Regions from separate parts of the Homo sapiens genome. Here region 1 is linked to region 2. Evidence: read pairs that join two places in POLR2A ChIA-PET (ENCODE). Cell type or tissue: PC-3. All regions are shown on one strand. Region 1 has its middle 56 kb from the start of CCR3. Region 2 has its middle 6.6 kb from the start of LINC02009.

Region 1 (4,000 bases), 130 kb before region 2:
TCAAGAGATGAAGACCATCCTAGCCAACATGGGGAAACCCGGCCTCTACTAAAAATACAAAAATTAGCTGGGAGTTGTGGCGCATGCCTATAGTCCCAGCTACTTGGGAGGCTGAGGCAGGAGAATCACTTGAACCTGGCAGGCAAAGGTTGCAGTGATCTGAGATCACACCACTGCACTCTAGCCTGGTAACAAAGCGAGACTCCACCTCAAAACAAACAAACAAACAACATAAAAAAGAATCAGAACATAGATGTGTTCTGCTCTTTGCTCTGGTTGCTGGACAGCTGACAGCCACGTTGTTGTAGGGCATACAGCAATTCTGAACCTTGGAGCACACCCCTGGTGGCCTGGATCTGGTGTCCACTTGTTTTCTTCCATTTCTCATCTATTTATTTTCAGTGTTTTTCATGGCATATCTCTTATTTGTATGTCACATTGCATCTTTTTTCAAATGAAAACTGAGAGGCTAACTGCCTTGCCCAAGCTCACACAGCTTATCAGTGAGGAATACAAGATTCAGAGCCTAAGCTCTCCCATGCCCCCTCCCTAGTCTTGAGTAAGGCCCATGAAAGACTTGGCTGTGCGCACAACACTGGGAATTGGTAGGAAGTGACCATTATTGGACAGCAGTGATTTGACCTAATCATTTCCTCTTCTTATGCTTGTTTCTTGCTGGCTTGCCTTCTCCACACCCACCCTATAGTGCCCCTTCCTTACTCTCCAAAACTCTTCATCAACTCCCCAAATCCAAGACCTATAATCTATGACTGACAGCTCCAGCTTCTAAATAACCAGGTATATAGGAACAATGCCCCAATAGCCATAGCAACAGGGGTGGGTGGCATTCCAGTATATTGCATCTGTCACAGCCCCCATTTCCACCCGCCATCCCCACATACAGTAGAACCCCAGCCACAGGAACTCAACTGAATATGGCCTTGCTAACTCACACACAAACCCCAGCAGCTGCATCCATCTCTTTGAAATGAGGCTTTCATGCTGTGGCTGCCACATGGGCTCCAGATGGCATTCCAAGCAGGAAGAAAAAAACTAGGAGGAGGAAGGGACAACAACAATATCAGGAAGGGAAAATTTCCCAGGAATCCTCAGCAGACTTCTACTTAGGTCTCATTGGCCAGGACTGTGCACCTGGCCACCCCTAGCTGCAAAGGAGGCTGTCTTGAGTACAATCATGGCCAGAGAAAGGAGGAGAGATGGGTTTTGGGTAATCTGCCACACCAGAGAGGCCACCCTAAATCCCTGGGTTGAGTATAAGGTGCAGAAAACAGGCAGCAGAAGGGGAGCACCAGGGTCAAATAGATGAAGATGGTCATTTAAAGGGATGCAGTGGTCATTATGTGGCATCCCTAGACTCCCCTCTGGCACTGAAGGGCTCATCTTCCCAGTGCTTGGAGTTCTGCTAACATACCCCAAGCTCTCAGCCTTCTTTGGGAATCATGTTGGCTGAAAAGAGTCACCTTGCCCAAAGTCATGCCCCTGTCCAGGGGCAAGGGCGGCCCTCATCCATTGCCTCATCCCTGCATAATTTTGCAGGCCCATCCTAGCCCCAGAGTGCCATGTGGGGTAGGCTGAGGTTTTGAGACTGCGTGGCCTCCCCCTCTCTTTTCCCACATCCTCTCCTCCCCTTCCCTTCCTCCCACGGCCCTAGAGCGCTCCTGATAAGCATCCAGCAGGGTGATCTCCCTAAGCCACAGCCTGCACCAAAGAACAAACCACTCTTTTTTTCTAGTTAAACCTCACTGGCATCTGCTGAGTGCTGGGTGTGTTTGAGGCACTGAGCCAGGTGCTGGGAGTGGAGGGAATGGGTGATCCAAACATGAGTAAGATCAGTTCCCACCTTCTAGAATCTCACAGCCCAGTGCATGGAACTGGGAAAACACGTGACTCCGAGACAAGACAACAGATAGTAAGATAAATACAAAGTGTGATGGCTACTCAAAGGAGGAAGACGTTATAAATGTTTTGATAGGAAGTGGAGAGAGATTAGGAAATCTGGAGATGCTGCACATGGGAGGGAGACTTTGACAGGCCTCTGAAGGATGGCTGGGTAGAGCCCATGGCAGACAGCACTCCAGGCAGGACCGGCCTAAGCAAAAGCGCAGAGGGCTCAGCATGGGCCATGTCCAGATGGCAACACAGATCCAGTTTGGCCACAATGGGAAGTGAAACAGAGCACAAGTTAAGAACATGAGCTTCCAAGTCAGACAGTGCTGTGCTCAACTCGCAGCTCTGCCCTCTCTAAGAGAGGGATGTCAGCAGGTAACTTAACCTCCAACAGCCATGGTTTTCTTATCTGTAAATCAGGAATTGCAACACCCCCCTCTGCCCCAGGGGTCATTGTGGGGACTGAATAGTGGAAATATTAAACTACTACATGAACTCTTCGAGGAGCAGGAGGCTCCGTTGACACCCTAGTTTTTATTATACAAGCAGAAATATTAAGGCTACTTCTGCAGCCACTGGTTCTCAAAGTCAGATCCCTGATCAGCAGCATCCCATTACCTGCGAGCCTGCTAGGAATGCAGAATCTCAGGCCCCAACCCCAACCCAGACCTGCTGAATCAGAAATTCTGGGTGCGGCATCCAGCAGTGTATATTAATGAAGGGAGCTGAGGCACATGAAAACCTGAAAACCTCTGGGTTAAGCCAACAGAGGAATTTATTTTAAGGGTACAGGAGCTCTTCATGGAATTCAAAGACAGGTGCAGCAGGGCCTCAAAAAAGGGCGGCTGACAGAGATGGGAGACTGGGGCAACAAGGATCTCCTTCTGCTTCTCTCATCTCAACTTATCTTTTAACCTCTGCCTCTCTCTTCCTGTGGCTGCGAATAAGCTTTCTTTATGTCTTACTTCCACCAGCTGAGGGTTTCTATCGTAAAGGGTGAAATCTGAGAGGCTGAAATCTGTTTGTCTCCACTCCAGGTCACCCTGGAAGCCGCTCATTGGCCCAGATGGAGTTCGGTGCCTCTACCTGGGCCGCTTAATGTGGTTTAGAGGCTGAGACACTTAGTCTGAGTATAGGTGCTCTTGCCCAAACCAAATGGATGAAAGTGAGGTGCCGATTCAATGGGGTCTCCTATGCTAGGAACACCAGCCAGTCAGGTGCTGGAGAAAGAGATCAAGTTGAGACTGTGGAATTTAGGAGACTGTGGCTTTGAGACTAGTTCCATAGAACAGTGGTTCTCAAAGTGTGATCCCCAGACCAGCAGTCTCAGCCACATGATGTCAGAAGTGCAGTCTTGGCCCCAACCTACCCCAGAGCTACTAAACCAGAAACTCTCTTGGTGGCCTTGTCAATCCTTGCTTTAACAAGGACAAGTTAGAGAACCACTGTCAGGGAGGGCACAGAAAGAGGTAAAAAAAAAAAAAAAACTTTTAAATGAGAGAGACACATCATTTCTGTAGCCTCGTCCGTCTTTCACTCCATTTTCTTAGAATCATAATGAAACAGGCAAACGAGACATCAGAGGAAAACACATCCAGGGTGATGGCTCCCCCTTCTTTTCTTTCCTTAGTGCACAGTGCACATAGTAAAAGACAACTTCCCAAATTATGCAGGCTGTTAGAGCTGGAATAGAGCCTGATCTTCCCTCTTTACTTTTGGGGAAACCAAGGTCCTGAGGGATAGCATTTCAGAACCAGTGTCTCATTTACTGGCAGAGAAGGGACTGAATCTCAGGCCCCCTAACTTCAAGCAGTCATGATTTAAAAATGGAACTTGTCTAAGTCAAAGAGAAAAGTAACTGAGAAAGTAGATTCAAAGGCAGTCATACAAGACCTGCATAGAAAATTAAAAGCAATGCAGCCCTGGCCAGTGGAGTTAGCATCTACAGTGTCATTTTGTGGAATCCCAAACCGAATTATCAATCCCCGACATCCATGGTCAAGCCTTAAATTCCATCGTTATGATGACTAAGAGCTTTTTTCACTCACCACAAACCAGGTAAACCTAAACCACTGCCACCTCAAAATTAGAA
Region 2 (4,000 bases):
GAAATGCTAACCTTTACTCTAGCTTTTGAGAATGCAAATGCAGATTGTAAATGTGCACTGGCACCGGTTAGGTGTACAAAAACTTGGGAAATTTTCTCAGAGCTTGTTAAGATGTAGCAACTGAGCTTTATCGATCTGCAATGTTAGCTGAAGCAATGGCTAATTTAGCTGTTGACAAATCTAAAAAGAGCCAAGGGTCAAACCCTAAAATGGGAAAATGTTATAATTGTGGAAAAACTGGACATTTTAAAAAGGAATGCCACCAGATCTCAGGACAGAAAGGATCTTACAATGCTTTTCCCCCCGGCCCCCAGCGGAAAGAACACCAGGACTTTGTCCTCGCTATGACAAAGGAAATAACTCGGCTAATCAGTGCTGCTCAAAATTTCATCAGAATGGCACCCCCCTGTTGGGAAATGAGATGGGGGCCTGTACCCGGGCCTCACAAACAATGAGGGCATTCCCAATTCAGACCTCAACCCTGTTTCAGGCATGGGTTCCCAGAGGCATATTGAGTCCCTCACCCGAGGAACTCCAGGAAGTGCAGGATTAGATCTCCCAGCCAGAGAAAGGGTTACATAAGGTGGGGAAGACAAACCCACCAAGATTCTCACTGGCATTTGGGGACCTTTACCAGCAGGATATATGGGACTAATTTTAGGCAAAAGCCACCTTAACTTGCGAAGGCATTACTGTAGTCGCAGAAGTTGTTGACTCTGATTATGAAGGAGAAATTCAAGTAGTTTTATTGTCACGAGATCTTCGGGTTTTTGAACCGAGAGAATACATAGTGCAATTATTACTTATTCCCTGCAAATTACACCCTTCTCCATGAAAGGAGAAACAAGGAAATAAAGGGTTTGGGAGCACAGCTACACGGGAAATCTATCTATCCCGACCCATAGCCTCTAATAGACCCACCTGTGTAGTACAAATTAAAGGAAATAAATTTTATAGGTTTATGGATACGGGAGCTGATGTGTCAGTGTTACCAGCAGGTCTTTGTTCTTAGAGCTCCCAAGATGGCGGCAAGCCTTTTGTTCTCTGACCTGGAGTTCTTGGCCTCACAGATTCCAAGGAATGGATCCTTGGGCCATGCAGTGAGTGTCATAGCTCTATTAGAAGCTCTTCCAAAAGTCGTGCTGCTATCTATGGACTAAAACATACTCAAACAATAATGACCTCTGGCGTTTAGGCTCAATGCTCAGAGCTAATTGCAGTCATTCAGGTTTTACAGCTCACAGCTTCAGATCCTATCAACATTGTCTGTGTTCAGTTTATGTCGTAAATGTAGCCGGTCACATAGAAACTGCTACAATTAAAAGTACACTAAACCCAGAACTGCTAATTTATTTTTAAGACTTCAACAAGTTATTTGTTCTAGTGCAGCTCCTTTTCATATTTCTCATATTCCTTCTCACACACAACTTCCTGGGCCGCTATCTCTAAGTAATGAGAAAACAGACAAACTGATTGCCTCTGTGTTTCAGCAAGCTCAACCATCTCATGTGCTTCTGCACCAAAATACTTCCGCCCTTACTCACATGTTCCTACAGGTTTGTATTATATTATGCAGTATATCCCTCGAGCCACACCTATAGAAGGATGTAATCCACGAGGTTTGGCTCCAAATGAAATCTGGCAAATGGATGTTACACACACAGCAACCTTTGATAAGCTGAGCTATGTTCATGTGACTATAGACACTTATTCTCATATGCTGCCTGCTACATGCCAAACAGGTGAGACAGCTGGTCATGTACAGCGACACTGTCTGTCATCATTTGCTCATATGGGGATATCTAAACAATTAAAAACTGACAATGGACCCGCTTATACTAGTCATGCTTTTAAAAATTTCTTGCAGCTTTGGGCTATAACCCATAAAACAGGAATTCCTTATAATCCTAGAGGACAAGGCATTATAGAGCAGGCACATCAAACATTACAATGCATGTTGAAAAGACAAAAAGCGGGTATAGGAGGCCAACTACCACCTCAATAAAAACTACATTTAGCCTTATTTACTTTAAATTTTTTGACTCCTGGTATGGATGGTAAGACTCCAGCAGAAAGACATTGGCAAGTGTTAGAAGAAAAGAGGAAAATTTATCCAAAAGTGTTATGGAAATCCCTGGAAGAAGGAAAATGGAAAGGTCTGGTGGATTTACTGACGTGGGGAAGAGAGTATGCTTGTGTTTTTACAGGAGATGGACAAGCCGTGTGGGTGCCCTCAAGGTGTGTGCAACCATGGAACGGGAGACTAGAGGAACCCAGGGTGGCCAACCATGGACAGGGTCCCCCCGGTACGAGCCATGAGCCAGCTGAGCCTGAGTGCAAAGACGGAGAGAAGGCCAACTGGAGTCACAACACAGTTCTAATGTTATATTTGTAAAGAATATCACTACTCAACTTACAGTTTGTGTTTATAGATATAGATATAGATATGGATATAGATATAGATATAGTTATAGATATAGATAGATATACACTTTAAGTTCTAGGGTACATGTGCACAACTTGCAGGTTTGTTACATAGGTATACATGTGCCATGTTGGTTTGCTGCACCCATCAACTCATCATTTACATTAGGTATTTCTCCTAATGCTCTCCCTCCCCCAGCACCGCCTCCCAACAGGCCCTGGTATGTGATGTTCCCTGCCCTGTGTCCAAGTGTTCTCATTGTTCAATTTCCACCTATGAATGAGAACATGCAGTGTTTTATTTTCTGTTCCTGTATTAGTTTGCTGAGAATGATGGTTTCCAGCTTCATCCATGTCCCTGCAAAGGACATGAACTCATCCTTTTTTATGGCTGCATAGTATTCCATGGTGTATCCTTATGTCTTTTTGACAGCTAAGAAGGACCAGCTCCAGGTAAACAATACCCAATTGACCTGTAAATCTTACCAATTATATCACTGCATTAATCATAGCACATTGCAAACACATAATATCTCTACTTTGATGATTTTAGGCCACATCCCTGGGCTATGTATTCCTGTTAATCTGTCCGAGGCTTGGGCTGCCACACCTGCTTTGCATTTTGTGAAACTTCTTCTAACTGAGCTTACTCATCATGTCTGTAGAGCCTTAGACATAATAATTTTAGCTATTGTTTCCTTGGTCGCACTAATAACTTCTGTTGTGATGTCCTCTGTAGCTTTGCATAATTCTATTCAAACAGCTCAGTACATGGAGAACTGGACACACACAGCCGACCAAGCATGGCTACTTCAGAATAAAATTAACACTGAGTTACAAACTGAAGTGGTGTTATGGGAAGTCAGGGACCCCGAAGAGAGGGACCAGCTGGAGCCACAGCAGAGGAACGTAAATTGTGAAGATTTCATCTTAATACGGATATTTATCAGTTCTCAAATAATACTTTTACAATTTCTTATGCCTGTCTTTAATCTCTTAATCCTGTTACCTTCGTAAGCTGAGGATGTGCATCACCTCAGGACCACTGTTATAATTGTGTTAACTGTACAAATTGATTGTAAAACGTGTGTTTGAACAATATGAAATCAGTGCACCTTGAAAAAGAACAGAATAACGGTGATTTTTATGGAACAAGGGAAGACAACCATAAGGTCTGACTGCCTGCAGGGTCGGGCAAAAAGAGCCATATTTTTCTTTTTGCAGAGAGCCTATAAATGGATGTGCAAGTAGGAAACATATCGCTAAATTCTTTTCCTAGCAAGGAATATTAATATTAATACCCTCGGAAAAGAATGCATTCCTGAGGGGAGGTCTATAAATGGCCGCTCTGGGAATGTCTGTCTTGTGCAGTTGAGATAAGGACTGAGATACGCCCTGGTCTCCTGCAGAACCCTCAGGCTTACTAGAGTGGGGAAAAACTCTGCTGTAGTAAATTTTTGGTCAGACCAGTTTTCTGCTCTCAAACCCTGTTTTCTGTTAAGATGTTTATCAAGACAATACGTGCACCACTGAACATAGACCCTTATCAGGAGTTTATGATTTTTCTCCTGTCCTG

Evidence for each region. ChIA-PET counts read pairs that join two places held together with the same protein. Peaks named below come from ENCODE experiments on the same cell type or tissue, not always from the same donor. Only the 100,000 strongest peaks of a DNase experiment are listed, where the experiment ranks them.
Region 1: POLR2A ChIA-PET joins it to region 2 with 5 read pairs; 1 of 35 experiments calls an interaction of 5 or more read pairs at or near these places.

What each region holds. Positions count from the first base shown.
Region 1 is chr3:46,296,057-46,300,056 of GRCh38, forward strand. No RefSeq gene overlaps it. Among named protein-coding and RNA genes, the nearest start is that of CCR3, 56 kb to the left of the region's middle. In PC-3, no CTCF peak of the experiment used is centred here; a DNase peak (open chromatin) is centred at 1,805.
Region 2 is chr3:46,428,268-46,432,267 of GRCh38, forward strand. No RefSeq gene overlaps it. Among named protein-coding and RNA genes, the nearest start is that of LINC02009, 6.6 kb to the left of the region's middle. In PC-3, no CTCF peak of the experiment used is centred here; a DNase peak (open chromatin) is centred at 1,644; H3K27ac peaks cover 1,810 bases.